Regions from separate parts of the Homo sapiens genome. Here all the other regions are linked to region 3. A link is an interaction called in ENCODE POLR2A ChIA-PET data of the cell type or tissue named here. Cell type or tissue: MCF 10A. All regions are shown on one strand. Region 1 overlaps MARK2 (microtubule affinity regulating kinase 2). Region 2 overlaps RTN3 (reticulon 3). Region 3 overlaps ATL3 (atlastin GTPase 3).

Region 1 (2,500 bases), 200 kb after region 3:
ACGCCGTGGGCAGGCATCCGCATTCATGGAAAGCCAGGTCCTAGCTGGAAGTGACACAGGGATCTTCAGATCTCTCTTAGCCCACTGTTCCTCTGAAAAAAAAACAAAAGCCATAGACAGTAAATTGGGGGAATAGGCTGACCATAACTTCAGTTCGTGGATTTGGGTCCCACACTGGATTGTGTGATTTGTGCTTATCTCCTACTAGATTGTTACCTTCTTTGAAGGCTGGACTGTATCTTATCCTTCTCTGTATCACTTCGGACACCCAGAAACTGTTGGAGTACTTTGCACATGGTCACCTCTTAATGAATTATTTGTGAAACAAAAATTTTTTTAAATTGTAACATGAGGCTGGGTGTGGTTGCTTAGGCCTGTAATCCCCGCACTTTGGGAGGTAGAAGTGGGCAGATTGCTTGAGTCCAGGAGTTTGAGAACAGCCTGGGCAACATAGCGAAACCCTGTCTCTATAAAAAATAGAAAAGTTAGCTGGGTGTGGTGGTGCGGGCCTGTAGTCCCAGCTCCTTGGGAGGCAGAGGTGGGAGGATTGCTTGAGACCTTGTCTCAAAAAAATAAAAAAAAATTACTTAAAAAAATCGTAACATGGGTATTCTCCATTACAGTTACCCTTAGGGAAGTGTGTCCATATTGATTTGTAAGTCTGATATCAGTCTATCTGATTCTTTGGCTGTGTAAGTCACAAGTCTTAACCAGTATCTTAAGTAGGTGTGGTAATGACTACAGAGAAGTGCTTTTTCAGGATGAGAAGATGAGGGAGAAAATTTACACCATTGCTGGATTGTGTTAAGAACTCGGAGAGGAAACCACAGGGAGGATGCACTGCTGAGGAAATCGTCTGGCTTCCTGGAGTGGGGACCAGAGCCAGAGAGCCAAGCCCTCCTGGCTTTGCTGAGTTCTGTCCTTGCCCCTGACACCAACGTGTCTGCCTGCGTTGTTGCTCCTGGTTACAGTGGGCTCAGTCTTGCCTCTTTTTTGATGGGTGGGCAGAGGAACACTAGTGTTGGGAATATTGTCCAGCGTTGGAGAGATCATGTGGTCTGTCAGAAGGCTGGAGTTATTTATAGTGGGAGAAAAGCCCAGGAGCATGGCACGGGAAGAACTGATTTCACACCAGCTCAGCGCCTGATGATGGTGAGGACCCAGATTTTCCTTTGAGCATCTCAGAGCAGATCAGTCGCTTTTCCTGATTGACCCATGAACTGTGAGACTAGGGACCATGTTTTCCGAGGCCACTGTGAGTGAGGGAAGAGTGAGAAGGATGACCATTTTCTTCTTCCTTGATTCTGGTCTTTGTGATGTGTGGTATGAAAGTGTCATCTGACTTTTGAATCTCCTTTTATTGAACTGGTGAAGAAGGCACCAGCTGTGTGGGGTGGTGGAAATAAGGACCTGTTAAACTGGTCTGCCTGTATCTGCCTCCCTGCTCCCCCCTCACCCCACCCACCCCCACCCTGGGCAGGGAGGCTGAAACTGCTGCTTGCTAGGCTTTGCCAACTCAGTTTCTCTTCATGGATTACCTGCTCGCGGCAGGCAGGCAGGCAGCTCCCCACCTGGAAGCCTGCAGACTCGCCGAGCTGAGAGAATCATGCTGCAGGTGGGGGCAAGTGCTAGGAACTAGGTGTGCCACTTACCTTAACAGGAGCTGTGCCTAGTCCGGGCTGCTCAAACTAAGGCTGCAGAGCCCTGGGGCCTGTTGGAAATAGACTGTGCCTTTCCCTGCGCCTTGTGGCCACATTTTTATGGTATGTGGAGAGTCTGGGAGGGGCCGGGAGCTTGTAAATTGTGAGTAAATGAAGTCTAGGGAGGGAGATGATCCTTCTTGAGGGCACCCTGAGTTCAGGGTTGTCATGTTTCTGAGGTGTGCTACTGCTTAGTACCCTGATTTCTGGAGTTGTCTACCTAGGTTGCTTTTAATTTTTTCAGCCTTAGGTGGAAGAGATTTTCCATCTTGGTGTTTAGGCATGTTAGGTGAGGTTTACTTCCGGAGCCAGACTTTTAGGCAGGTTGTCTTGACATAAGTCAAGGTCAGGAAGCGATCTTCAGGACATGCAGACGATGCCCACTTCCTGCTGTGGTCTTGAAGAGGGCTGGAAGGCTTGTGAGCACAGAGGCACTGAGGGCTGTCGCATCCATACAGGAAGACACTCAGGGCTCGTCTCCGGTGCCTCATTTTATAAGCATGGAAACAAAAGTCCCAGGAGGGTGAATGACTTGCCCAAGGTGACATAAATTGTTTGCGCAGAGCTGGGTCTAGAATGGATCTTATGCCCTTGGCAGCGTGCCCCCATTGCCATCACTTCAGAGGGGCTGGCTGCAGCCCTCAACGGCAGAAGGCAAGCTGGGAAAGGACAAGTGGAAGGGTAGCAGGCCCCAATTCTGCACACTGGAGAGCACCTCTGAAATCCTGCCGGAGACTATGCCCATAGAGGTGCCAGAGGCCCTAGGGAATGATGATTTATTTTGTATTTTGTATTTTTGT
Region 2 (2,500 bases), 83 kb after region 3:
GATCACTTGAGCCAAGAGTTCCAGGCCAGCCTGGGCAACATAGTGAGACCCCATCTCTTTAAAAAAACAAAACCAGATTATCTTAAAGTGGGGCATACCTGTATTTGTGTGCTAATGTGAGGCTCCACAGGTATGCAAGACATAGTAGCTGTGGATGTTTCTTATAACTTATATTCCCTTTTCTTTTGTCAGTGCACGATCTGATTTTCTGGAGAGATGTGAAGAAGACTGGGTTTGTCTTTGGCACCACGCTGATCATGCTGCTTTCCCTGGCAGCTTTCAGTGTCATCAGTGTGGTTTCTTACCTCATCCTGGCTCTTCTCTCTGTCACCATCAGCTTCAGGATCTACAAGTCCGTCATCCAAGCTGTACAGAAGTCAGAAGAAGGCCATCCATTCAAGTGAGTTGAAGTCTTAAAAGCAACATTCTACATTTTAGTGGAAGGGTTCACTGAAGCTGATAGGTCTAAAACTCAGACCTGACTAAAAATCAAGAATTATGGGGCCTAATGCAGCTGATTGGTGGCATGAAGCATCCCCTAGAGACCTTGAAATCACCTTAAGAAGTGGCCAAGTTAGAAGCCAAGAACTTTTTGACAAATTAGAGGCTCATACTTGAAGTTCAAAGAGGGAGTCCTTCAAAGAAGACTCTAAATTCTTTTTTTTTTTTTTTGAGACGGATATTGCTCTTGTTGCCCAGGCTGGAGTACAGTGGCGCGATCTCAGCTTATCGCAACCTCTGCCTCCCAGGTGAAAGCGATTCTCCTGCCTCAGCCTCCTGAGTAGCTGGGATTACAGGCATGCGCCACTATGCCCAGCTAATTTTGTATTTTTACTAGATACGGGGTTTCTCTATGTTGGTCAGGCTGGTCTCAAACTTCTGACCTTGGGTGATCCGCCCGCCTCAGCCTCCCAAAGTGCTGTTTTTTTTGTTTTTTGTTTGTGTGTTTTTGAGACAGAGTCTCACTCTGTCGCCCAGGCTGGAGTGCAGCGGTGCAATCTCGGCTCACTGCAAGCTCCTCCTCCTGGGTTCATGCCATTCTCCTGCCTCAGCCTCCCGAGTAGCTGGGACTACAGGCACCCACCATCACGCCCGGCTAATTTTTTTGTATTTTTAGTAGAGACAAGGTTTCACCATGTTCGGCAGGATGGTCTCGAACTCCTGACCTTGTGATCCACCCGCCTCTGCCTCCCAAAGTGCTGGGATTACAGGCGTGAGCCACCGCTCCCGACCATAATGTTTGTATTTTTAGTAGAGACAGGGTTTTACCATATTGGTCAGGCTGGTCTTGAACTCCTGACCTCGTGATCCACCCGCCTCGGCCTCCCAAATCATGCATGGGATTACTATGCATGAGCCACCGTGCCCGGCAACTCTAAATTCTTGAGCAGGGCAGGGAAAGCAGAGCACCTAGAGCAGCGCTCGGTTAGATGGGGTTCCAAGTGCATGTTTAATCCCCCACATAGGTAAGACTTGACATGACTTTCAAACCTTGTTGTGTCTGTGCTTTGGTAATACCAGAACTCAGTGTTTTCATTCTTGGTTTATTACTGATTTCCTCCGTATCTCTTACTAGTTTTCTTAACGCTGGAGGTCTTAATGAAGTCAGTAATCTTCTGACTACATTTCTAGTATACAATTTCTAGCTTTTTTGATTGTGCTGTAACTTTAACTAATGTTTTCTTCACACTTTCCTCTTGAAAATCTTACCCCATAAACAATGTTGACTTTAACGTGAGCAAATGACAGTTTTTTGAAGGCTCTTTTTTCATAGAGAAGGAGACCCTGCTGTGACCTCTCAGGACTACAACAGAATAGGTTTCTGGCCACACCTGTGCTCCTTGTATTTTCTCTTGGTGGAAATAGAAGGAATAACTTACAACTTTATGTGGCATTAAAAATTTTATTGCAGTTCAGGTGCGGTGACTTACGCATGTAGTCTCAGCACTTTGGGAAGCTGAGGCAGGCAGATCGCTTGAGGTCAGGAGTTCAAGACTAGCCTGGCCAACATGGTGAAACCTCGTCTTTACTAAAAATATGAAAATTAGCCGGGCAAGGTGGCAGGTGCCTGTAATCCCAGCTATTCAGGAGGCTGAGGCAGGAGAATATCTTGAACCCAGGAGGTGGAGTTTGCAGTGAGCTGAGATTGTGCCATTGCACTCCAACCTGGGCAACTGAGCAAAACACCATCTCATAAAAAAACTGCTAAAAAAAACCCCCAGTACCCTGTTTTTATGTGTTCTGGGCTGTTAATTACAAATACAAATGTGGTTTTCCAAAATGTTTTTTTTAAAAAACAAAAACAGCAAAATTTTAGCATAAACAAAATATAGTTTTAGAAACTCCAGGATATGTTAATGTTAAAACTGCTAAAAAAAAAAAAAAAAGTACCTTGTTTTTATGTGTTCTGGGCTCTTATTTATAAATGGATTTACCTTCATGAATATCCAATGAGGTAGTAAAAGTGACACAGAACATAGGTCAGTTCTTTACTGTGCTT
Region 3 (2,500 bases):
TACAGCTGGACCACTGTTACATCTATCATTCATATGTATTTATGTGAATTTACAACATATGTTTAAAATTCCAGAAATAAACAATTCGTAAGTCTTAAGATTGCAACGCAGTTCTTAGTACCATGATGAAATCTTGTGCTATCCTGCCTGGGACATGAATCATTCCCTTTTCCAGAGTATCCACACTGTATATGCTACCATGCCCATTAGTTATTTAGTAGCCTTCTCACTGATCAACGTAGTGTATACAGGGCTCAGTGCTATCAGCAGTTTCAGGCATCCACTGGGGGCCTTACAATATATGCCCCTCAGATAATGGGGACTACTTCATTGCTGTAAATAGCTCATGATAATATTCTATCACTCATCAGTTCAAGTATGTAGAAAATGTTGAAAATCTTTGTATAATTAGAAAGCATTTTTTTTTTTTTGAGACAGATTCTTGCTCTGTCGCCCAGGCTGGTGAGCAGTGGCGTCATTCCTGCTCACTGCAACCTCCACCTCCCAGGTTCAAGTGATTCTCCCACCTCAGCCTCCCAAGAGTTTAGGATTCCTGAGAAGTGGGCCGGGTGCAATGGCTCACGCCTGTAATCCCACCACTTTGGGAGGCCAAGGCGGATGGATCATTTGCAGCCAAGAGTTTGAGACCAGCCTGACCGATATAGTGGAACCCTGACTCTACTGAAAATTCAAAAAAATTGGCCAGGCGTGGTGGTGCATGACTGCAGTCCCAGCTACTCGGGAGGCTGAAGCAGGAGAATCACTTGAACTTGGGAGATGGAGGCTGCAGTGAGCTGAGATCGCGCCATTGCACTCCAGCCTGGGTGACAGAGCGAGACTCTGTATCAAAAAAAAAAAAAAAAAATGACAGTGTAGACTAGGGTTTCTCAACCTCAGCACTACTGACATATTGACATTGGAGCTGCACAACTGTTGTGGGGGGCTATCCTACGCACTACAGGCTATTGAGCAGCATCCCTGGCCTCTACCCACTAGATACCAGTAACACTCCCCACAACAGGTTCTAACACCCAAAAAACGTCTCCAGTCATTGCTAAATGCTCCAGGGGCAGGAAGAGGCAATATTACCATAGGTTAAGAACCACTGAGTAGAGTCAGCCTTGGTGTTTATCCTTACCATTCAAAGAGTTCTGAATACAAAGTAACCAACCAGTCACAGAAACACTTTGCTGAGTAGATTCATGTATGACTCAGGGTAAAGTTATGACCTGAGTTTTCCAGTCTCCTTATAAAATATCATATTCTCCAAAGGGCAAGAGCAACACACCCAAAACAGAGGCATACCATTTTCATGCCTTGTTCTTGCTGGCAGTCTTTAAGGTTTCTAACTGACAAAGCCAGAGAAAACATCATCACAGGCAAGAGTAAGTATACTAAGACCTTAGCCAACTCTAGAACTGCTGGGTGTGGTTCCTTCTGGTGGTGGAGGGGTGGGTGCTTTTATATACCGTTTTGTCTTAAGGCAGTGATTGTGCCAGTAGATACACTGCAATACGCTTAAGGCTGTTTCAGTGAAAATACTATTTAAATCTAATTAACCAGAATACTGGGCAAATTTTATATTTGTCTGTTGTAGAAAATCTTTTCGCCATAGCACAGAAGGCTGAACAAAACCATATTTTTTGTTGTTGACTAAGGATTGTGTAATGCTTCATAGGTTTACAAAAATTATCTATGACTAAATGGTACTGAAGATTCAGAAAATCCAAGGAGAGGGCTGAATCTGAAAATGATGCCAGGCTATATCACAAGTGGAGGAAAAAAACCTTTTTAATGGAATGAGCTCAGTAACACTTTTGTATCTCTTTCCTAAGAATAAGAATGCCACCAAAGGTTTGAATTAGCTGTGTTCCTTTTTTTTTTTTTTTTTTTTTTTTGAGACAAGGTCTCACTCTGTTGCCTAGGCTGGAGTGCAGTGGCAAGAACAAGGCTCACTGCAGAAAAAAGAAAAAAAAAAAGGCTCACTGCAGCCAACTTCCTGGGCTCACTCCATCCTCTCACCTCAGCCTCCTGAGTAGCCAGAACTACAGGCCTGCAACACCACGTTGGCTAACTTTTTTTTAATTTTTTTTTGGGTGGGGGGGGGCGTCTCACCATGTTGGCCAGGCTGGTCTTGAACTCCTGACCTCAGGTGATCCACCTGCCTCAGCCTCCCAAAATGCTGGGATTACAGGAGTAAACCACAGCTCCCGGCCAAGTAAGGATTTCCTAATTAGCGCCTACTATACCAGGAAAGCCTGTCTTCTAATCTGTTAACATACTTCAGCTGTGAAATATATCTAAGGTGTTCTGACAATCGAAATACCACGCAACTGGGCCAGGCGCCGTGGCTCACACCTGCAATCCCAGCACTTTGGGAGGCCGAGCTAGGAGGATCACCTGAGGTCAGGAGTTCAAGATCAGCCTGGCAAACATGGTGAAACCCCGTCTCTACTAAAAATACAAAAATTACCCAGGCGCGGTGGAGGGCGCCTGTAAT

The links. Peaks named below come from ENCODE experiments on the same cell type or tissue, not always from the same donor. Only the 100,000 strongest peaks of a DNase experiment are listed, where the experiment ranks them.
Region 1: POLR2A ChIA-PET joins it to region 3 with 5 read pairs; 3 of 35 experiments call an interaction of 5 or more read pairs at or near these places.
Region 2: POLR2A ChIA-PET joins it to region 3 with 5 read pairs; 4 of 35 experiments call an interaction of 5 or more read pairs at or near these places.

The regions. Positions count from the first base shown.
Region 1 is chr11:63,867,758-63,870,257 of GRCh38, forward strand. The region is part of intron 1 of MARK2 (microtubule affinity regulating kinase 2); the gene reads left to right. Among named protein-coding and RNA genes, the nearest start is that of MARK2, 30 kb to the left of the region's middle. RefSeq lists an enhancer at 1,970-2,189. In MCF 10A, no CTCF peak of the experiment used is centred here; no DNase peak of the experiment used is centred here.
Region 2 is chr11:63,749,799-63,752,298 of GRCh38, forward strand. It overlaps RTN3 (reticulon 3), which reads left to right. Exons shown (of 9, transcript NM_001265589.2): 4 at 193-400. Among named protein-coding and RNA genes, the nearest start is that of ZFTA, 18 kb to the right of the region's middle. In MCF 10A, no CTCF peak of the experiment used is centred here; no DNase peak of the experiment used is centred here.
Region 3 is chr11:63,666,917-63,669,416 of GRCh38, forward strand. All of the region lies in intron 1 of ATL3 (atlastin GTPase 3), which reads right to left. Among named protein-coding and RNA genes, the nearest start is that of ATL3, 3.2 kb to the right of the region's middle. In MCF 10A, no CTCF peak of the experiment used is centred here; a DNase peak (open chromatin) is centred at 1,195.